2 separate regions of the Homo sapiens genome follow, and region 2 is linked to region 1. The links are chromatin loops, found by intact Hi-C in ENCODE. Cell type or tissue: ascending aorta. All regions are shown on one strand. Each heading gives the region's core, and the rest is flanking DNA. Links, peaks and the distances in the headings are about the cores only. Region 1 overlaps SUMF1 (sulfatase modifying factor 1). Region 2 overlaps LOC124909340 (a long non-coding RNA gene).

Region 1 (8,042 bases), core at 1-5,000:
TCTTAATTAGTGGCCTCTTTCTCTCCTCATTTGGCTTGTCAAAGAGTTGCCTCTTCCCAGTTTCCCTGCTCCTTTTGAGAGGCCTATTCCAAACCTCATGACATGTTTAATCTTTACATTCTGTTTCCATTATTAGCGGGTCTATGAGGAAGAAGACGTCTGTCTTATGGATAAGTAATTGTGTCCTCCCAGGTTGCCACTGTGGAAGCCCAGGCCTTGGGTATAGGATTCACATGATCTTGAGTTCCAGATTGGAATTCTTTGAAGCCACCATCTAACTGGAAAACCACAGAGAGCCAAGTCGGTCAGCAAGTCTCCAGGGTGGCAAGGAAATAATTATCTCAAGCAAAAATAGAGTAACACTTTAAACCCTGGAGATTGAGCAAGGTTTGGGTTAGGACTCAGCATCTCAGCAGCCCAAGAAACCTGCTCTCCTAACCTAATTTTTCAGATGCAGTTTTTAAGTCTCTATTTTTAACAACATTCCTGGTTATTGCCCTTATTGTCGGGGAGCTGCGAGTATAGGAAGTTCAGCTTTAGGGATATAGCCCCTTGACAAATGTCAAACATCTTTCAAAGCCTCAATTGGAAGCCGCTGTGCTGCAATTAGGCTTCGAGGTGGAAAGTCATAGGATTCCTGGGTTTCTCAGGTGGACTTGGCTTCTTAGCTCCCAGTTAATATCTGCTTTCCTGAATTTAGTAACAGAGGAAAATGCTAAGGGAGGAAGGAAAACCCAAAAGGGGAATGTATGTTATCCATGCAGTCAACACCGATGGATCTTCTGAGAAGAGTACCTCTGTTGTCTGTGCTGGAAACAGTGACTGGCACATGATAGGTACTCAGTAGATGTTTGTTGAAAGAATAAATGAAAGGCCTGGTGTAATTACTGTGGGGAATTCAAAGGTGTATAAGGAATGGACTAGGAATTTGTAGCCCACTTTTAAAAAAGTGAGCAGGGAATTCAGCCAAAGCCATCTAGTGCTGGGTGAATGAGTCTATCCCCTTTTTCTCAGTTTTTTTTCCCCAAACTTCCACACCCTTTATACCCTCAGGAAAAAAAGACCGGCCTCTTGTAGAGGAAAAGTAGAAAGACACAGAATTGAAAGCCAAGGGTCACAGGTTGGGTTCTCTGGAAACAGAGGCTGAAACAGAGTTTAGGATGCAGAATGTTAGGGCCCCACACCTGTAGAAAGCAGGGGCCAGAGCAGGACTGGGCAGAGGGAGAAGTCAAAGCCACAATGCAGGTCCAACCAAGCTCCACCCAACACAGGGGCCTCTAGGGTGTATATGGCCCATAGGTTGAGCCACTGTAGGCTGAAATGGCTGGCTCTGTATGCCCCTGCTGTGGTTGGTTAGTCACTGGTTTCTCTGAGATGGCTGTCAGCTCTGCTGAACCCCAAAGGAGCTGAAAGCTCCTGCTGGCCCTCCTAGCAGCTGGAGTATCTCCGCATCTGCCATACCAATGACATTCTGTGGGAATCCGAGCCTACAAAGTGAAGAAATGTTTTGAGTCTAGTTCCCAGTGGAACTGTAACCCATTTGGGAGCCTGGGTTGTCAGAAACCGTTGGTGGAGCATGACAGATGTAGCATGGCTGGGGTTTGACTTAAGGACCAGGATGACCTCAGTGTCACAGATTGAACTGAGGGGGATTATGGGCGCTTTGCTGAAGCCAGCTCCTGCTTCTTGTTCTGATTGGTGTCACTTTTCATTCTACTTTTGCTCTTCCCCAGGCCGGATCATCCAGTTCTCCATGTGTCCTGGAATGATGCGGTTGCCTACTGCACTTGGGCAGGGAAGCGGCTGCCCACGGAAGCTGAGTGGGAATACAGCTGTCGAGGAGGCCTGCATAATAGGTATTTAGAGGATCTCATTTTGCCTGACAATATGTTGGTCATTTGAACAAACAAACAACAACAAAAAACTCCATGGAACTTACTTTGGTTAGAAAGTTAATAACGACAATAATTCTTTTTCTTATTTTTCCACGAAATTACTTAGAAGACACTGGAGAATGGGTCACAAATCTTTTATCACCCCTAAACCAAGTGTCTGGCCAAGTGGGCTCCCTCCAGCCCCAAAGCAAGTCTTAGCAATTCAACCCCCTTGAGTTACATATCACTGCTTAGAACTTCTTGGCAGACTGCCCTGCTTTTAGCATTTTCTTATTTTAGGCATCTCCTGAAGCAGCGGTATGTCTCTGCTTCTAGAGCCATGAGACAGAAAACTCATGTTGGGTTCACATCTTCTAGGAAAGGCTCCTTAAAATAGCCCAGGCTTTATAAAAAAGTGTGGTGTGGTGGTGCCTGATCACACTACCATATAAGTCCAAAATGAGGTCTACTCTCCCAGCTTTCTATAAGTCCTTCTTTTAGTTTTGTGATTTATTTCAGGCCTCCTGAGTACCTGGGCAAGACTGAGGCTGTTGTGGACGTGACATGAGAAGTTATAAGGAAATTGAAAATAAATCCTGATTAAAAGCTTTATTTATTTATATATATATTTTAACTGGCTCACTCAGAACAAGCAAGCAATGTTCTCTTTTTCATTGCATCCCTTCTCTTGACTTTCATCCAAAACCTGTGCCTGTTTGACAGGCTGATGCCTGTGTCTCTTCTGACAGACTTTTCCCCTGGGGCAACAAACTGCAGCCCAAAGGCCAGCATTATGCCAACATTTGGCAGGGCGAGTTTCCGGTGACCAACACTGGTGAGGATGGCTTCCAAGGAACTGCGCCTGTGAGTAATGAGACCTCTGCAGGAGGGTGGCAGCTGCTGAGAACTGAGGCTCCCAGTAGACATGGGGTGAAAGGCATTGCTCACTTTGTGACTCACACGGTGTTCCCTTCGTGTATGCATTCACTGTTGCACGTAGCAAATACTAATAATTAAACAGATTTTCTTTTTGTATAATGGATTTCCCTTTCTGATTCCATAATACTTACTGTAGATTATTTGGAAAAATGAGAAGACTATAAAGGAGAAAGCTAAACTGTCCTGGAATTCTACCACCCAGAAATAATACCTGTTAGCATATTGGTGCATTTCTTCCCCATTTGTTCTCTGTGTTGATGATGCTAATAATGGCGTGTAGTTATTGAGTGCTTGCAATGTGCTGGGCATTGTGCGCCAAGGCATTTGCATGAATTGTCTCATTTACTGTCCATTCAACTCTGTAAGGTAGGTACTATTATCCCCATTTTCCAGGTGAGCATTCTGAGGCACAGAGAGGTTAACTAACTTGCTCAAGGTTACACAGCTGGAAAGCGGCACAGCTGGAATTTGAACCAGGTCGGTTTATTTCCAAAGCCCATGCTCTTAACTACCGTATTTGCCAGCATATGTGTTTCTGGTGTATATGTATCATATTTTTTTACATATTGCATTTAGGTAAGACTGGATACAGTATTTAAAATCCTACTATTTTTTCCTGCCTATATCAGAAACGTTTCATCTGTCATTAGCAGTATGCCACAAATACATTGTCTTTCAGCAGCTGGATAACCTGTCATAAATAAACCCCAATGTATTTACTGGAAACAGGTTATTTCTGTTTTTTTTTTCTACAGTGAACATCTTGTACATAAATATTAACCTACGTCTTTGATGATTTTTGAAAGATAGATTAGATTCCCAGCAGTGAAATAATTCAAAGTCTAGAAAACTTTCTGGGTAAGAGTTTCAGATATATGGCCAAACTGTTTTCCAGAATGCTTGGGGCATGTTTTCCTCTATTGGTGTATAAGAAATCTTTTCTCACCGTTCTTTTGCTGGCATAATCATATACTCATAAAGCCATGTCTTAGTCTTAGTCCCTTTGTGCTACTGTAAGAAAATACTACAGACTGGATAATTTGTAAACAACAGAAATTTATTTCTTGCAATTCTGGAGGCTGGGAAGTCTAAGACCAAGGCAGCAGCATGATTGATGTCGGCTGCATCCACCAGAAGGGACTAATGCTGTGTCCTCCCCTGGCAGAAGGCAGAAGGCGGGCAAAAGAGCACTCACTTCAACCTTGAGCCATTTTATTTACTTATTTATTTATTTATTTTTGAGATGGAGTCTCACTCTGTCACTCAGGCTGTAGTGCAGTGGTGTAATCTTGGCTCACTGCAACCTCTGTCTCCTGGGTTCAACCAATTCTCCCATTTCAACCTCCCGAGTAGCTGGGACTACAGGTGCACACCACCACACCTGGCTAATTTTTGTATTTTTAGTAGAGACAGGGTTTTACCATGTTGGCCAGGCTGGTCTTGAACTCCTGACTTCAGGCGATCCTCCCGCCTCAGCCTCCCAAAGTGTTGGGATTATAGGCATGAGCCACCGCACCTGGCCCTTTGATGATTTTTTAAAGATAGATTCCCAGCAGTGAAATGATTGAGTCAAAGGTTAGAAAACTTTTCTTGGTAAGAGTTTCAGATATATGGTTGAATTATTTTCCAGAACACTTGGGGCATGTTTTCCTTTATGGGTGTACAAGAGTTCCTTTCTCACCATTCTTTTGTTGGCATAATCATATGCTCATTTGAAATGAGCTCCATTCCAAAGACACAGGTGATGGCTTTTGTGGCCCTCATTTGGACAAGACCGTGATAATCATTTCTTTTATTTTTCTGTCTGTTTTTTTTTTTTTTTTTTTGAGATGGAGTCTTACTCTGTTGCCGAGGCTGGAGTGCAGTGGCGTGATCGTGGCTCACTCCAACCTCCGCCTCCTGGGTTCAAGTGATTCTCCTGCCTCAGCCTCCTTAGTAGCTAGGATTATAGCTGTGCACCACAATATCTGACTAACTTTTGTATTTTTAGTAGAGACAGGATTTCGCCATGTTGGCCAGGCTGGTAGGTGATCCTCCCGCCTTGACCTCCCAAAATGCTGGGATTACAGGCATGAGCCACTGCGCCTGGCCTGTGATAAGCATTTTTGATGAACCAAACGAATGATATAAGTGCCTGTTCATTTTAACAAAAGGCCATGACAGGGTTTTCTTGGACAGTTATGCATATTTGACAGCACTTGCAGCTACAGTTTCTTTTCTATTTAATTACATGAGCTACCAAGGAATATAGAGCCATTTACTCTTCTAAAATCAGTGTACCTTTTCAAAAAATACAATGTTCAATATGAAATAAGGACACTCTACAGATGTTTAGAATTGGAATATTTGACTGAAAGTTCAGCATATGTGTGGGAAATTGACCTGAAGAAGTTGCCATGGAAGTTACTAAAACAGATTAGAACATTTACTGGGAGTCCTAAAGGAACCAATTTGACAAACAGGACTAGAGGAGAAAGCAAGCAAGCCAGCCAGAGAGAGACAGCTGCCATCTGTGTTTAGAATGAGTCTTAATGAGATCTCTATCTTATGGCAATCGTTTACACGTAGTATCTCAAGTCCACCTAAGCTGCTCTTTTGTGTCCACATGCTCTGGTCAACTGGAGCAGGAATTTAACTTTGATAATGAGATGGACTACAGGGAAATAGCTCCCTGACCTGATATTTCATGTATTTATTATTTCAGGTCTCATTTTATTTATTTGAGACAGGGTCCTGCTCTGTTGCCCAGGCTGGAGTGCAGTGGCATGATCACAGCTTACTGCAACCTCAGCCTCCTGGGCTCAAGTGATTTTTCCACCCCAGCCTTCCAAGTAGCTGGGACTACAGGTGCACACCATCATGCCCAGCTAATTTAAAAATTTGTTTGGGGCCAGGTGCGGTGGCTCATGCCTGTAATCCCAGCACTTTGGGAGTCTGAGGCAGGTGGATTGCCTGAGCTCAGGATTTTGAGACCAGACTGGGAAACACAGTGAAACCCCGTCTCTACTAAAATACAGAAAAATTAGCCGGGCGTGGCAGCATGCACCTGTAATCCCAGCTACTCAGGAGGCTGAGGCAGGAGAATTGCTTGAACCCAGGAGGCAGAGATTGCAGTGAGCCAAGATCAGGCCACTGCACTCCAGCCTGGGTGACAGAGTGAGACTCTATCTTAAAAAAAAATTTTTTTTTTGTGGAGGTGAGGTCTCATTGTGTTTCCCAGATTGGTCTTGAACTCCTGTCCTCAAGCTATCCTTTTTCCTCAGCCTCCCAAAGTGCTGGGATTACTGGCATGAACCACCACACCCAGCTAGACCTGATTTTATACTGAGCAAACTATTTTGACCACAGTGAGACTAAAGAATTTACATTTTGCCATTCTGCTTGTTACACAATGATTAATTTTGGCTTTAACGCATATCAGCTTATTCATCTGAAAATGTGCCAGGAGTATTCTCATATACATTTGTTTGCTTTTGAGGTTCCTGAGAGGAAGCTTTAGTTAGTAGATTGGTTTAATAGCAGGCAGTTAACATTTTTATTTTCCTTAGTGGCATACTCACCTATGGTAATTTTAGGGGTGGTGACCTCCACATTCTACTTCACTTAAACATCAAATTATTTAAGGTGGGTAAAGAAAAAAATACCCAAACCCTTGAGTAGGTACTATTATTTTTCCCATTTTACAGACAAAATAGCACCCATATAGGTTAAGTTGCTTGCCTAGTGTTAGCTGTTAACTGTTGGTGTCACTGGGTCTGGTGCCTCATGCTTATAATCCCAGCACTTCGGAAGGCTGAGACAAGAGGTTTGTTTGAGCCTAAGAGTTCAAGACCAGCCTGGGCAACATGAGGAGACCCCATGTCTACAAAAAATTCCAAAAATTAGTCGGTTGTGGTGGTGCACACCTGTGGTCCCAGCTACTCGGGAGGCTGAGCTGAGAGGATCGCTTGAGCCTGGGACGTTGAGGTTGCAGTGAGCTGTGATTGCATCACTGTACTCCAGTCTGGGTGACAGAGCAAGACCCTGTCTAAAAAAAAAATAGTATTGATGCACACATAGGACCTCAGGCAGACTGATTTGAGAGCACCTCCACCTGTGCTCTATAAGTCTGGAAAATGATTCCTTCCTCCAGTGTTTGTTTCATCTGTTTTTGTTTGTTTGTTTGAGACGTAATCTCGCTGTGTCACCCAGCCTGGAGTGCAGTGGTGCCATCTTGGCTCACTGCAACCTCTGCCTCCTGGGTTTAGCAATTCTCCTACCTCAGCCTCCTGAGTAGCTGGGATTACAGGCGTGCACCATGCACCTGCCTGGCTAATTTTTTTGGTATTTTTAGTAGAGACAGGGTTTGACCATGTTGGCCAGGCTAGTCTTGAACTCTTGACCCCAGGTGATCTGCTCACCTTGGCCTCCCAAAGTGCTAGGATTACAGGCATGAGCCACGGCACCTGGCCTGTTTCATCTTTTAACCGCACTTGCTCCTCTGGCTCCTTTCCTTGTATTCCTGAAATAACTGAATTTCTTCTTTTCCTTCCTACCTCTCCCAGCTATTACTCTACCATGCTCTTTTTGATCATCTCCAAATTGTTGAAAAAGTTGTTTATGCCTGTGGCCTCTTCGTTCTCTTTTGAACTCTGAGCCCTATTTGAAATCTGCCCAGACAACTCTACTTTTGTAAAGGAGAATGCCTTCAGCCAGAAGCTTCTCTCTCTTGCGAGTTTCTCTGACATTTTATTTCCCTCTCTTACCCTACTCATCCCATTCTGCATTTCAGAGTTGGATTTTGAGTTTTGGGTATATTCTTTTTTTCTCCCTCATTAAACTAGTTGAGGTCATTCATTATTTGTTATTGAAGCCCTCACTGTCTTTAGTCACTGTGCATGGAATTACTGAATGAATCAATGAATAAATACTGCTGTTTCCATAATGATTGCTGATTTTGGAAGCAGTGTGGTGAGAATTTTCAGCTTTCCAACTCATCCAGATTAAGTTCTTTTCACACTAGCTTCGTGACTTTGATTGGAGTGCTCTGAATTGCCCAAGCATCAGATGCTTCCATATTCATGGGTAGATGTGAAACCATCTGAAGCCACAGGGAATGAATTTTAGTTTATTCATTCCTTCCATTCTACTTCATTTAGTCTGGAAAAAGCATGGATTTACAAAAAGATTTTTAAACCCCCAAGGATTACTTGATATACATATATATTTTTTTCATTTTAAAAATGAAAT
Region 2 (15,950 bases), core at 6,754-11,753, 58 kb before region 1:
ACATTAGCCCAGTGTGGTGGCACAAACCTGTAGAACCATCTACTCGGGAGGTTGAGGCTGCAGTGAGCCATGATTATGCCACTGCACTAGTCTGGTCAGAAGAACAAGATTTTGTTCCAAAAAAACAAGGGGGGGTGGGATTTGTTAATCATTTTTAACTTCTGTATTATTGAACACTCATTTGGCCTTCAGAAAAAGCAAAATGGGCCTGGTACAGTGGCTCCTGCCTGTAATCCCAGCACTTTGGGAAGCCAAGGTAGGTCGACTACTTGAGGTCAGGAGTTTGAGACTAGCCTGGCCAACATGATGAAACCCCATCTCCACTGAAAATACAAAAACTACCCGGGCATGGTGTCAGGCGCCTGTAATCCCAGCCATTCGGGAGGCTGAGGCAGGAGAATCACTTGAGCCTGGGAAGCAGAGGTTGTAGTGAGCCGAGATAGCGCCACTGTACTCTAGCCTGGGCGACAGAGTGAGAGTCCATCTCAAAAAAAAAAAAAAAAAAAAAAAAAAGTTTAAGTCCATCTGGTTTTGGAAATCTTCACTTGGTTAGAGAAGTAGGGTGAGAAGTTGCTATTATTAGATTGGTACAAAAATAATTGCAGATTTCACCATTACTTTCAATGGCAAAAACACAATTACTTTTGCACCAACCTAAAAAAATAGAAAATCTTTGTATTATGTTTGTTGTCTTCACTTTTTTTTTTAAAGGAAGAATGTGTACATTCTGACCCCAAATCAGTATTAGAAACTAGGTTCTCAGATTAAATTGGCCTTTATTTCTCTTCCACTTAAATTATTTTCAGAGCATATCACAAGGGAAGAGGCACCAACGTTAAAAAGAAAAGGGAAAAAAAGACTTCTTATAATGTTAACCTATTTTAGAATGATGTTTTGAAGCAAAAGAGTGGCACTTGGTAACATATTAATCCATACCACAAGGTAAAGTAAAAGGAAAAACAGTTTTCATGTGTTTCATGGAATAACTCTTAATGAGTAAGTAAATTGATTAATTGTGGTATTAAATTATGAGTCACATTTTGTGTTACTATCTCATTTAAAATGCAATAGAGGCTGGGTGATGTGGCTCAAGCCTGTAATCCCAGCAGTTTGGGAGGCTGAGGCGAGTGGATCACTTGAGGCCAGGAGTTCGAGACCAGACTGGCCAACATGGTGAAACCTTGTCTCTACTGAAAATACAAAAAATTAGCCAGTCATGGTGGTGGGTGGCTGTAATCCCAGCTACTCAGGAGGCTGAGGCAGGAGAATTGCTTGAACCGGGGAGGCGGAGGTTGCAGTGAGCCGAGATGGCACCACTGCACTCCAGCCTGGGAGACAGAGCACAACCCTGTCTCAAAAAAAAAAAAAAAAAAAAAAAAAGCAATAGAAACAGAAAAATTCTTGGTGAAATAAGGAAACAGTTGAGTTTGTCTTAAAGGTCTATTTTGGATGAAAGAAATCATGGACCTCTATCATTACTCCATAAGGAAGAAGCCTGTTCAGGAAGTGTAGAAGACTTTTTGCTTGTAGGATGATATACTCTTCTAGAGAAGTATATTTAGCAAATATTGGCATACATAAAGCACACAATAATAAAGAGATTTGGATAGAATTTAGAATGCACATGTGGATTTCAGGATAATTTTCAACACTATGCCTTTTTATTCTGTTGGTTCTTGGGTTCTTATCGCAATGCCTGGCACATAGTGGATACTTTACATATGTATTTATTGTATGGACATGTGCAGTCAATATATTTCTGGGTCTCTAAAGTGATAATGAAGATCCTTAAAATATTATAAACAAACTAGGTGACCCTGGTTATTTAATATTCAATTATATATATTAAGCAAAATTCATTCACTTAGAAATTTTAATTAAGTTAAGATATAGCCAGCTGGGTGCAGTGGCTCATGCCTGTAATCCCAGCACTTTGGGAGTCTGAGGCAGACTGCTTGAGCCTAGGAGTTTAAGACCAGCCTGGACAACGTGGTGAAATACCATCTCTACAAAAAATGCAAAACTTAGCCAGACACAGTGGCACATGCCTATAGTCCCAGCTACTGGGGAGGCTGAGGTGGGAGGATGGCTTGAGCCTGGAAGGTCAAGGCAGCGGTGAGCCATGATTGCACAACTGCACTCTAGTCTGGGTGACAGAGCGAGACCCTGTCTCAAAAAAAAAAAAAAAAAAAAAGACATAGCCAATACTAACTAGTAAGTTATCTATATCCTAGACAGGCCAGACTTCAAGAAGTTTACCATGCCCATAAGTACAGTAGACTCAAAGTGCCTAGATTTTCCCTCTCCTAGGTATCTGTCTACCCAAGAGAAATGAAAACGTACATCCACACAAAAGCTTGTACACAAATATTCATAGCAGCCTTATTCATAATAGGTAAAAAGTGGACAGAAATGTCCATCAACTGATAAATAAACAAAACATGGAGTATCCGTTCAATGGTATATTATCTAACTATAAAAACTGAACTACAGATATATGCTATATAACATGGATGAACTTTGAAAATATTATGCTAAGTGGGGGCCGGGCACGGTGGCTCACTCCTGTAATCCCGTAACCCCAGCACTTTGGGAGGCTGAGGCCGGTGGAACACCTGAGGTCAGGAGTTCGAGACCAGCCTGGCCAACATGGTGAAACCCCGTCTCTACTAAAAATACAAAAATTAGCTGGGCATGGTGGCAGGCGCCCGTAATCCCAGCTACTCGGGAGGCTGAGGCAGGAGAATCGCTTGAACCCGGGAGGCGGAGGTTGCAGTGAGCCGAGGTTGTGCCCCTGGGGGACAAGAGTGAGACTTCGTCTCAAAAAAAAAAAAAAAAAGAAAATATATTATGCTAAGTGAAAGAAGCCAGTCACAAAAGGTCATTTATTCTATGATTCCATTTATATGAAATGTCCAGAATAGACAAATCCATAGAGACAGAAAGCAGATTAGTGGTTGCCTAGGGCTGGTTGGTGGAGAGGGTACTGGGAAGAAATGAGGAAAATTGCTAAAGGGGATGGGATTCCTTGTTGAGGTGATGAAATTGTTCTGAAATGGATTGTGATGATGATTGTAAACACTGTATTCAAAAAAAGCATTGAATTGTATACTTTATATGGGTGAATTGCATAGCATATTAATTTTTCTTTTTTCAGACAGGGTCTCACTCAGTCTCCCAGGCTGGAGTACAGTGGCATGATCACAATTCACTGTTGCCTCGACCTCCTGGCTCATGTGATCATCCAGCCTCAGCCCCCAACTCAGTAGCTGGGACTACAGGTGTTCACCACCACACCTGGCTGATTTTTTAATTGAAGCCCAGGCTTATCTGGAACTTCTGGAATCAAGCCATTCTCCTGCCACAGCCTCCCAAAGTGCTGTAATCACAGGCATAAGCCACCACCCTCAGCCCAATTATTTATCAACGAAGCTGTTACCAAAAAACAAAAAAGTTGGATCTGAATCCTGGGATTTGCCATTTACTAGTTTAGGTAAATTGCTTATGTGAGAAGGGACCAATATAGTTTCTACCTCACTGGATTGTTGCTATAAAGAGAAAATCCTGGTAAAAAGCCTCTAACTTAAAAAGCAAAAATAAGTAGTAGCTATTATTATTATTATTATTATTATTATTATTATTGACAGAGTCTGGCTGTATTGCCCAGGCTGGAGTACACTGGCACAATCTTGGCTCACTGCAGCCTCTGCCTCCTGGGCTCAAGTGATCTTCTTGCCTCAGCCTTCTGAGTAGCTGGGACTACAGGCGCATGCCACCATGCTCAGCTAATTTACAGATTTTTTTTTTGTATAGATGAGGTCTCACTATATTGGTCAGGCTGGTCTAGAACTCCTGGACTCCAGGCTATTATTAATTAATTGTTAAAGGACATTGGTCCATTCACAGACCACTCTGCTTTATTTTGTACCATTTAGGGTGCATCTCAGGCCCCATGCTTGACAACCTGCAGCATTGCCTTATGTAAAATATGCCCTGGGTCAATGAAATTCCTGCTCTTTAGATTTAAGTGGTGAAACAGAGACTAGGGCAAATGACTGTGAGGCCTGAATTTTCGGTCATAGGGGTTGGATGAGCAACAAGCAAATTGTCGTGGTGAAGGAGCAGAAGTAACCATGAAGCAACGGAGAAAGATAGGTAGGTAGTGAGAGGAGAACACAGACGCCATGGAGAAGGAGAAATTCTGTGAGTGATGTCCCGGTGTACAGTCCCGAAAATTGTCTGAATTCCTGGTAATTTACAGATCCAACCCCGAGGCATTTGGAGGATCGCAATATGCCACCACCATTGTGTGAGGTGCCACCACCAGACTGCAGAGGTTCAAGACCCACATTCAAACCTCAGTTTACCACACCACCTACTAGCCTTCTGACTTGGGCAAGTCATTTAAACTCTCTGAGCCTCGCTCCCCTAATCTGTCCAACTGGCATCATGATAGAACTTCCTTCATAGGATTGTTGAAAGAACCACATGAAATCTAAGTGCTCAGCACATAGTAAGTACCAATAAATGAGAACTATTATTAATTAATACTACAGTCTATTTTTATTAATGTGTCTTTACTCCTTGCAAGCAAAGATACTTAATTAAATAGCTGGTTATACAAAGTTATTCGCAATGCGAAGTCTTTTGATTGAAAAGTGACATTTATAAAAGGATGCTTGATAATGAAAATTGTAGAAATGTTAGTGATCTACTCAATCCCTTCTTGCACTGATAAGGAACTGACACCTGAAGAGCCTTCCAGATCACACAACCAAAGACAGACTATGCTGGGATGAGAGGCTGAGCTTCCTGACCCCAGGCTTGAGTTCAGTCTGTTGACTCTCAGATTACTGGGATTTAAACTACTAAATAAATTTAGCAAACTTTTCTATCTATTCGCTTTACCAGTTATTTATTTATTTATTCATTCATTCATTCTTTCATTCATTTTTTGAGACACATCCAGGCCGGAGTGCAGTGGCGCAATCTTGGCTCAGTGCAACCTCCACCTCCAGGGTTCAAGGATTCTCATGCCTCAGCCTCCAGAGTAGCTGGGACTACAGACGCGTGCCACCACACCTGGCTAATTTTTGTATTTTGTAAATTTTGTATTTTTAGTAGAGACGGGCTTTTACCATGTTGGCCAGGCTGGTCTCAAACTCCTGACCTCAGGTGATCCACCTGCCTTGGTCTCCCAAAGTGCTGAGATTATAGGCGGGAGCCACTGCACCCAGCCTAGTTCTTTATTTAAAAAAATTTTTTTAAACAAAAGGCATGATTAAAGTCCTAATGCTACTTAGTGTATTATATGTTATGTTATAATAAATTCACTGTTTATTACAGTAGAGTTTTATTCCACTGGGTTATTGTCCATTGATATGCCCAATTGTCACCAGGAAAGAGACACTTTTCCATGGGGGAGATCACAAGCCTGTCCTAGTTTCCCAGTGACCTACCCTGTTCTGCTGCTGCTGTGATCCAGAGAATGAACTCCTCATAGTGGAAGGAAAATGGGGTCCTTCAGGTGGCTTTTTCTTTTTTCACATAATGATAATACCAATTATCCCAGAACAAGGAGGAGAAAAAAACCCAGTTCTTACTTTCTTGTCAGATTTCCCAGAGGAAAGAGCATGGCATAGTTCCTTTTTCTTCTCCGAAATTATTTCCAAATTAGTTTGCTCCTGGCCCAGTTTACGTCTATTCATTTCTGTAGCCATTGCATCACACCCAAATGAGTTTCCTCTTTCTATTGTTCGACAAATTTTCACAAAATATTTGAAAATTTTCTGCTTCCTCTTCATTCTGTTTTGTGGGTAAAGCATTATATTCAGACTCTTTCCTCTGGGAGTCCTTTGAGTTACAAAGTTAAATGACATTCCATGGGCAGGAGACTTGGAGAAAGCTCTCACTGTTGTGAGGTGAGCGGTTTGTGAGCGGACATTTATCATCCCTGTTGGCTTATCCATGGGTGTGCCTCTGGGTGCCTTGTACGCTACTTAAGAACTTGTCATTAATTATAATAATGGTAACACATTATAATAGAAACTATTAAGGTCTTACTATGTGCTAAGTCCTTCACATAGATCATCATATTTAATCCTCATCACAATCCTAGGAGGCGGGTTTTATTTACTCTATTTGATAGATGAAGAAAATTAAGAATTCCAAAATTTAAGTAAGCCGCCCAAGATCATTCAACCTGGAAGCAGCAAGGATGGCCTGAATCCTAAACTCTTATCCACTATTTCCATGGTGCTCAAATGGTAGTCCTCAGACCAGCAGCAAATCAGCACTACCTGGGAAACTGAAAGAAATGCAAATTCTTGGACTGGGCAGTGGCTCATCACCTGTAATCCCAGCTCTTTGGGAGGTCAAGGCAGGAGGACTGCTTGAGGCCAGGAGTTCAAGACCAGCCCAGGCAACAGAATGAGACTCTCCATCTCTGTAAAAAAATTTTTAAAAATTAGTTGTGCATAAGGCTGCACAGTGAGCTATGACTGTGCCACTGTACTTTAGCCTCTGTGACAAAGTGAGACTCTGTCTTTAAAAAAAAACAAACAAACAAAAAACAAATTCTCAACCTGCACCTCAAATCTACTGAATTAGAAATTCCCAGGGTGGGGACCAGCAATCTATGTTCCAACCAGCCCTCCAGGTGATTGATGGATGCTGAAGTTAGAGAATTAATTGCACCTTGCTATGCTTTACATGCACAAAGACCACACATGTAACCAGAGAACTATAAAGATTGTCTGGGAAATGACTCCAAAAACTTTGTGTTTTTGGCCAGGAACTTGCTGGGACCCGAGGTTTCCTATCTCTCAGTGGGAGGGCTGAGAACCCCATGGTGTTTCAGAGACTCCCCTGGTATCTCCAAGTCAGGACAGTTAGCATTTCTCAAAATTCCCATTAACGCTGACATCTGAACTCAGACTATCTGTGCCTGAGCCCCAAATGGTTATCACCACCTCTACCCCATGCAAGACCACTCTCCCACTTTCCTGGCAAAAAGGGAGCATGGTGAGAGGTTGAGGGGCAGAGTCCCTCCTCTGGTCACAGTCCCACTGTGGTCCAGCTGTGTCATAGCCAAAGCACATTACCTGACTCCCCAAAGGATGCCAAGAGGATGGAGGGCACACATCTATTGACCCTTTTGCCTCTGAATTCCAGCCTGCACCTAGTGATGATGGTGGAACTGAAATATTTGGATTAGTTTCCCCTTGCTGCCATTACAAATGATCACAAACTTAGTTGCTTAAACAATACAAATGTATTATCTTACAGTTTCATAGGTCAGAAGTCCAATCTGAGGCTCATTAGGCCAAAATCAAAGTGTTATCAGGGTTGTGTTCCTTTCTGGGGGCTCTAGAGGAAAATGTTCCTTTGCCTTGCCCAGCTTGTGACAGCCACCCACATTCCTTGGCCCTTGGCTTCCTTCCTCCATGTGCAAAACCAACAATGTTGCATGTTTCTGACCATTGTTCCATGCTTTCTGACCACATTGTTGCATCTTGCTGACCACAGCCAGGAGGGGTTCTCCTGCTTATAAGGACTCTTGTGATGACGTTGAGACCTTCAGGATAATCCAGGTTATCTCCCCATCTCAAGGACCTTAACTGAATCATATCTGCAAAGTCCTTTTTACCATGTAAGGTGGCATATTTACAGGTGAGACAGGAAAAAAAGAGATAATGAATTCATATATTATTTATCAATTAGAGGAATATATAAAGCCATTTTTCCTTTGTTCCAAGACCATTTGCTAAAATATAAACCTCTGCTTTAAAAACATTTTTTTTTTTAGGGAAGAGGAAGTACTACCACATTATAGGCATCCATAGCTCAAAAAATACGTCTAGATTTCAGAACCATAAACTAGGATGGAAATTTGTCTTATAAGCAAAGTAATACCATAATAATCTCATCTAGTGTTTATTTTCCTTCTTATAACTGCCTACTTGATTTCAATGGAGCACTGTTATGAAGTAGGCAAGAAGAAGAAACTCAGGCTTACAGAAGCTTTGTGACTAAACCTAAAGTCCCCTAAATAAATTCCAGGACCCAAAGTCCAGTCTTTGACTCTAACTCTAGGACTCTTTGTATTACACTAGTCAAGACTGCTCTAAGTAGAAGTAAGTCTTCCTGGAAAGAAGTTACTTCCTCACTGAACCCCTAAGCCACCTTAGGGGATCCCCTTAGTCACACATCCCTGGGAAACCACAGAGTAATTACAAGGATTGAGAGTTCACTCCTATGTTAAGCACTAGCTGAGGTCTGAAAAGGTGATGTATATTTGTACCTTCAAATATATACAGGTGCTTCTGATGTGATTTAATATGCAGTTTCCTTTGCTAATGGACTGCCTCACAGCAGCATCTTGACATTCCATTTTCTAAAAAAAAGAACCCTAAACGTAAAACTGCTATTGAATGAACATCTGAAATATATATATATACAAAGACATATATATCTCCTCTCTACAATTGAGCTCTCATTTGTGAAAAAGTTGGGAACCATTTTTCTCCCTCATTTTATCTGACTTCAAACATTGTGATATCTAGGCTCTAAAAGAGACTCATGACTGTGATTTCTTCTATTATTTCTTCCTCTCTCTTTCCAAAGGCACATAAAGCATCTTTCACTTGCTCTAAATTTCTTTTGGTGCCGTTCTGGCTACTTCTCACCCTTCTCTCCAAACACCACTGCCCAGGAACATCAGGAAGACAAACGGTAAGTTTGGAGGAGAATAATTACAGGCTGTACTGGAGTTGTCCATCACAATGCCTGTAATGCTGCTAGCATTGCTAAGAGAAAAGTGCCCCACCCAGCACAGGTAGTAAGGGGTAGAACTAGTGGCTTATTTTGTGAACGCAGTAGTTTGCAAAATGTATGGATTAGCATCATCTTGGAGCTTGTCAGAAATGTGAATTTTTGGGTCCCACCCAAGACGTACTGAATATGGTGGCATCCCCAGCAATCATTGCTTTAAGAAGGCCCCTAAGTGAGTCTGATGCAAGCTACAGGTTTGCCTGACCCAATTGCAACTGATTGGACCAGAAATAGCTACGTGACTCAAATGCAGCTAAAGCATAGGCTTCCTATTGGTCTATGGTGTCTTGTGGTGAGAGAAAGAGGAGCTGGGCAAACCAGGCTTCCCCTTTGTGGCAGGTGAATGGGGAAACAGTGATGCTGAATGAGGCTGTGCAGTAGCATTGAGGCCATGAAGGGTCAGGAACATGCTGGGAACGGGAACTGTGACTAAGCAGAAGCTGTGAAGCCAAAAACAACAATGACAAAAAGACAACGAGGAGGGGGGAGGAAGGCAAGCCAACTGGAAGAGAAAAAATAAGTGTGCAGGGAAAAGCAGACCTTGGAGAGCTGGGGAGTGAACCAGGAGAGCAGCAGAGTGAAGTTCAAGAAAGTCCGCTGCTGAGGTCCCAGAGCTGCTGCAGCCTCTAAGCCAACTCCTGGTTCTGTTTTTCACAATGTGCCAGTGCCTTCTGAAACTAATCTTTCTGTTGTCTGCAGCTTCTGTCCTGTGTATTCTTAAAATGTATCTTTTCTTTGCATTTTCTTTAAGGAAGTCTTTCCCCATGCCCTCCACCCCCACCCCAGTGCTTTCAAGGAGTGGGGAAAGTAAGACCAGAAGCATTTGAAAAAGAAAAGGGGGCGGGGCGCGGTGGCTCACGCCTGTAATCCCAGCGCTCTGGGAGGCCGAGGCAGGTGGACCACGAGGTCAGGAAATCGAGACCATCCTGGCTAACACGGTGAAACCCCATCTCTACTAAAAATACAAAAATTAGCCGGGCGTGGTGGCGGGCGCCTGTAGTCCCAGCTACTCGGGAGGCTGAGGCAGGAGAATGGCGTGAACCCGGGAGGCGGAGCTTGCAGTGAGCAGAGATCACGCCACTGCACTCCAGCCTGGGCGACAGAGCGAGACTCCGTCTCAAAAAAAAAAAAAAAAGAAAAAAAGAAAAAGAAAAGAGGAAATGAACAAACCAAAACGAAACATTCTCTGTACATAACTTTCTCCACAGCACAAACTACAGTGCAAACTAGTAAAACTAAAAAGCCTAAATTAATAGGCTTTCCAATCAGATAATTTCACCAATAAAGGGCTCCAAAGACAGTCCAAAGAAAGAACCATATGAAAAATTTTTTTCTACCTCTAATTATTTGGACTTCTCTCTTTTACTCTCTAAGTATAGAGGAAGGTGTCCTTTTTTTTTTTTTTTAAAATACTTTGAAATGCTCAGTTTAGATATTAAATGGGTTGACAATAGAAATAATCATAACTAAAAACTCTTGAGCTATTCTTATGCACCAAGCAATGTTGTATGTCACATGGTTTAAGTTATTTAATGTCATTTTCACAAGGGCAAGAATTCTTTTCTGTTTTTTTTTCACTGATGTATTCTCAGTGCCTGGAATAGTGCTTGGCTACTAGTTGACACTCAATAAACACTTGTCTAATGAATTAATGAGAATCTTCATACAATCCTTGGGTACTATTATATCCATCTTGCAGGCCCTCCTGGATGTAAAAATGGAAAGCCACATTTCAAATGTCTATGTGAGTATAACCCTCCTGGATGTAAAAATGGAAAGCCACATTTCAAATGTCTATGTGAGTATAACACTGTCAGGCAGCAAGTTTCTACTTGGACCAAGACCATGAAGGTTTTTATTCATTGGATGATATATTCATTCATTCAGTAAATATTTACTTAGCACTTATACATACCAAGTGTTGTTCTAGCCATTGAGGTTACAGCATTGAATCCTGAAGATGCTATAGCTGCCCCCATGGGGAGACAGAGGAACAAAAGAAATCATTTCAGATAGTGACAAGAGCTATAAAGACAATAAAGGAGGTGAGGTAAAAGAGCAGAATGGGAAAGGGTTATTTTGCATTTGAGAATCAGGGAAGGTTCCTCTGAGGAGATAAGGTTTGTACTGAGACCTGCATGACAAGAAAGAGCCAGCTTTGAAAAAAGTAGGATATTGCAGGTAGAAGGAACAGCAAGTACAAAGACCCTGAGGTAGGGCTGTGCTTGATGTGTTCCAGGAGCAGTAAGAAGGATACCATGGCCAGAGCATGGTGAGCAAAGGACAATTTGATGGAAGAAGAGATCAGAAAGGAAGGCAGGGGCTAGATCATGGAGGACCTTCTTGGCCACAGTGTGGCAGCCCGGGAGTATGTGCTGAGATTGCTCTTCAAGACAGAACCTGCCTCAAGGTGTACAGTCAATGGAGAGCCCACAGCAGAGCTCTTGTAGGATTGGCCAGTGTTCCAACTGAGGCCACGCTCTTCCTGGGCAGCTCCAACAAATGATTGAACCTGGTGGGAAGAATAGGGTTCACCATTTTGGCTCAATGCATAACTCCTCTAATAAGAAGCCTTTGCTCTGGACTTCTGGTTGACCTGGACTAGACTTTCTCAGTGCAGTACCAGACTCAGAGGCTTTTCCTCCTCCATGTTCCTTCCTGCCTCCCTCCTTCCACAGGTAGGACTTGTATTCAGTTTGGAGGCTTTCCCTTCTGATTCCTTCCTATTCCCTCTCTCCTTGGGGTTTCACAGGTGTGACCCTCCCCCCAACCCCATAGGATTTCTTGCATTTCTTTTTCTTTTTTTTTATTCTTTTTTTTTCTTTTCCTTTTTTCTCTTTTTCTCCTTTTTTCTCTCTTTTTTTTTCCTTTTTTTCCTTTTTAATGTTTTTTTTTCTTTTCTTTTTCTTTTTAGAGGTGAGATCTCGCGGTTACCCAGGTTGGCTTTGAACTCCTGGGCTCAACTGCAACTACAGGTGCACCACCATGCCTGGCTTTCTCTTGCATTTTTAATGACATCTTGGCATCTCTTTTTAAGAGGAACCACACTGACACAATTGGTAGTGTGAGTAGTCTGAGAAAGCAGGTGGTAAAGTGGAGTTTGGGGACTGGGTCACTCACTGCCTGCCTGGTGATAAGGATCCCATCTTGAGTGGGGTTTGATTATTTTTGGGCACAAGGCCCAGCTGCTAAAAATGTTACTGGCAGTGACCTGGGAAAATGTCCAGGTGAAAAGGAACGCCTGTGCCAGCATGCTGACTCAGGAGTTTGAAAAGTGTAGAGGAACAATGAATGCAAGGATAATGGAATTGGCTGGTTATTACCAAGCTGCACTGACCCTCTCTACAAGGGATAATGAGAAACTGAGAGCAGTTAATAAACAGCTGAGAACCAAGTGTGAGAGCCAGAGGGTCTCTTTGGTAGTTTGCAAAGAAGTCTTCTCCTGCCGTGCAAGAGCAGACCCAGCTGAGCGGCAGAACCCAGAGTTCCACCACAGATGTTTGGATGCTCAGCCAAAGTAGATCTCCTATGCTAAATTCAGGAATCTGGTTGGAAAAACATGGGGCCTGGAACCTGAAAAGTGAGGCAGGGACATCTAGGTGGATGGCCCTGTGAAATGTGGCTCTGCAGACTCCTTTGGGACCCCAGAGGGAGCTCGCAGAGGTAGCCTCCCTACTGAGAACCAGTAGTTTCCACATGTGGAAAATACTGCATATACCAGAACTTTTTTTTTTTCCTGCTTAAAAACAACAGCCTCCCACCCCCAAGAAAGTGCCTCTACATCCTCTTGTGGCTGCCAGGTTATAGCCAGGGTCAAGTTTCAGTATAACCTGGCTGAGGGTAGGCTGGGCCTGATAAAGGACAAAGAGATTTTACTCTGAAGGAGGTGGAAGAATGAACTACGTCATGGAGAAATTGGACGGCTCATACATTGTTAGTGGGAATGTAAAATGGTACAGCCACTTTGGAAAAGTCTGGCAATTCCTCAGAAGGTTAAACAAGACCAGGAGTGGTGGCTCACACCTATAATCCCAGCACTTTGGGAGGCCAAGTCAGGAGGATCACTTGAGGCCAGGAGTTCGGGACCAGCCTGGGCAACATAGTGAGACTTCATCTTTACAAAAAAATAATAAAATGACCTGGACGTGGTAGCAGCTTGTGATCCTGCAGGCTGAGGTAGGAGGATTTCTCAAGCCCAGGAGGTTGAGGCTGCAGTGAGCTGTGATCATGCCACTGCACTCCAGCAATCCAGCCTGGGTAGCAGGGCAAGATCCTGTTTTTTTTTTTTTTTTAAACCCAAACCCAAAAGGTTAGAATTTCCATATGACCCAGCAATCCCACTTCTAGTATATATGAAGACAAATGAAAACATGTGCAAACAAAAACTTGTACATGGATGTTCATATCAACATTATTCATCAAACCCAAAAAGTGGAGCCAAGTGTCCTGCACGTGTGAAGTAGATAACATTTTGACTTGTGCCTTTCCTACTCCAAGAGCCTCAGGCAGCATCACTGTCTGAGGGCTTTCAGAATGCCTTATGCATAGGCATATATTCCTACACCACATGACATCTGACCGGGGACCCACTTCACAGTGAAGGAGGTGCAGGGGTAGGCCATGATCACAGAATCCAGTGGTTTTATCCCTTACAATACGAACCCAAAGCAGCTGGCCTCATAAAGGGTGAAAATGGCTTACTGAAAGCACAGCTGAAACGCCAGCTTGGATGCAATTTCCTGCAAAGATGGGGCCATCTATAAGGATGCAGTATACGCCCTCAATTAGAGATGTCAGACTTGTTCCCACGTAGGAAGAATATATAGGTTCCACCAAGAGGTGGAAGTAGAAGTAGCCCCACTTACTATTACTCCTACTGACTTACTGGGATTTTGTTCTCCCATCCCTGCAACTCTGAGCTCTGCAGAGCTGCAGGTCCTGATCCACAAAGGGATGCTGTCTTTCTGTGGACACAACCAGGGTCCCATTGAACTACAAGCCATGGCTACCATCAGGGCACTTTGCATTCCCTGTGTTCAGGAACCAGAAAGCAAGAGAAGCCTCTAACCTGGAGGGAAAATTGATGCTGCTCAGCAGGAAGAGTGTCAGATGTCTTCTCAAAACTGCAGTGGCACCAACTTTCACAGTAAAAGCTTACCAGAACATCCATGACTTGGCCCAATGTTACCTTTCTGTTCTCCTTTCATCCATGACTTGGCCCAATGTTACCTTTCTCATCTCCTTTCCTTTCTTCTCTCCCCCTTGCTCACTCCACTGTAGCCATGCTGAACTCTTTGATGTTCAGTGAGCAGACAAGCTGCTTTCAGGACTGGGGTCTTTCATCCTCCCAGCTTCATGAGATAGAAGGAGCAAGAAAGGCTACAAAATGCAGAAGGAGCTCACACGTGAGACGGAGGGTGAGAGATATTTTATATAATTACACTAATTCGTACGAGCTGATGGCTGAGTTGGACTTTTTACCTCTTAATTTTTAGAACAAGCCTCCTCACTGACAGGAGCAAAATATTAGAGTGGAAAATATTGATGAGAAATCTCTCATCGATCTCATACTCATTGATTATTGACTAAAAAGTTAGCCTGAGACAAAAGAATGATCGTCCTGGAGAACCAACAAAGTTCCATCTTTCATAATGATTAGTAATAGCAAAGTTATTTTTGAGATATGTTAAATGTCAGGTACCAGGCTACACCTTTTATATACTTTGTGTTATTTAATCCCCATAAAATCTATAAGAAAAAGGAATTATTATTCCCATTTCACACACGAAGAAATAGAGGCTCAGAAAGCTGAAATAATTTGCCTAGGTCATACTTCATGTAAAGTGGCCAGCTTTAACCACAGCTCTTTGTGAGTCTAAGACCTATATTATTTTCTCCACAATTTGATTCCCCTTAAGAGAAAGAGATAATCGTTACTTCATTTGTTCATTCACTTATCCATAATTTAATAAATGTTCACTGAGTGATCATGTGCAGGCTTGGCCTGATTTTGCTGATACAGTGGCAAACGAATAGGCTCCTGCCTTACCTTCATGGAGGTTATAGCCTAATGGTATAGCTGGACCAGGAATCAAAGAAGTTCAGGTCTCTGAAGCGCAGCTGACACAGCATGTGCTGAGACTGATATTTGAAGGAGGCGAACAAAGATTACCGTTGACCTAGACCTTGACTATATATTATGCACAGTAAATACATACAACCTTGGTTAAGGCATTGACCTTTTAGCTTCATCAATTTTGAAATGAGTATAGTAATAATACATTTCTTGCCAAGTGGTTGTAATCTCAAATGAGAAAATGTGTGAAAGGCCTTGGCAAACTGTAAAATAGTCAACAAGGAGAAAAGGCCTTTTTTTTTTTTTTGAGAGATGGTCTCACTTTGTCACCCAGGCTGGAGTGCAGTGGCACAATCATGGCTCACTGCAGCCTCTGCCTACCAGGCTCAAGTGATCCTCCTGCCTCAGCCTCCGAAGTAGCCAGGACCACCGGTGTGCGTCACCATGGCCAGTTAATTTTCTTAATTTTTTGTAGAGACAAGGTCTTGCTGTGTTGCCCAGGCTGGTCTCAAGCTCCTGGCCTCTAGCGATTCTCCTGCCTCGGCCTCCTAAAGTGCTGGGATTACAGGCTTGAGACACGGTGCCTGGCTGGTCTTTTCTTTATGCTAAAAAAATTCAAACAGATGCTACATTAGAATAGTGCAATAAACACCCAGATGCCCATCAACCAGCTATGACAGTTATCAACTCATGGCCAATCATGCTTCATCTTTAGCCAGACCCTGATTACCCATTTTTTGGGAAGCAAATCTTTGACTGCCTATATTTTTATCCATATATATATATGTGTGTGTGTGTGTGTGTGTGTGTGTATACCTCAGTGAGTGTGTGTGTACCTCAGTGAGGGGATTCTTTTAAAAAATATAGCCACAAATACCATTATTACTCCTAAAAGCCTAAAAACAAAATTTACAGCAATTCCTTAATTTTATCAAATATTATAATTTGACTTAGTGGTTAAATTTCCCTGATTATCTCAAAAATTTTGAACTCAGTAGGTTTGAATTAGTATTTAGATAAGGTTCACATATTGCAGCTGGCT

The links. Peaks named below come from ENCODE experiments on the same cell type or tissue, not always from the same donor. Only the 100,000 strongest peaks of a DNase experiment are listed, where the experiment ranks them.
Region 2: a loop joins it to region 1, with 4 times the contacts of the local background. A loop is called at or near these places in 9 of 110 quality-filtered maps.

Annotation. Positions count from the first base shown.
Region 1 is chr3:4,411,824-4,419,865 of GRCh38, reverse strand. It overlaps SUMF1 (sulfatase modifying factor 1), which reads left to right. Exons shown (of 9, transcript NM_182760.4): 5 at 1,734-1,856; 6 at 2,624-2,738. It also overlaps the pseudogene MRPS10P2. Among named protein-coding and RNA genes, the nearest start is that of SUMF1, 51 kb to the left of the region's middle. In ascending aorta, for the core only: a CTCF peak has its summit at 2,797; DNase peaks (open chromatin) are centred at 2,125, 2,715 and 3,135; H3K27ac peaks cover 3,709 bases.
Region 2 is chr3:4,468,227-4,484,176 of GRCh38, reverse strand. LOC124909340 (a long non-coding RNA gene) reads right to left here. Exons shown (of 2, transcript XR_007095789.1): 2 at 14,778-15,513. Among named protein-coding and RNA genes, the nearest start is that of SUMF1, 8.9 kb to the right of the region's middle. RefSeq lists a silencer at 9,031-9,080. In ascending aorta, for the core only: no CTCF peak of the experiment used is centred there; a DNase peak (open chromatin) is centred at 9,216; H3K4me3 peaks cover 455 bases; H3K27ac peaks cover 2,052 bases.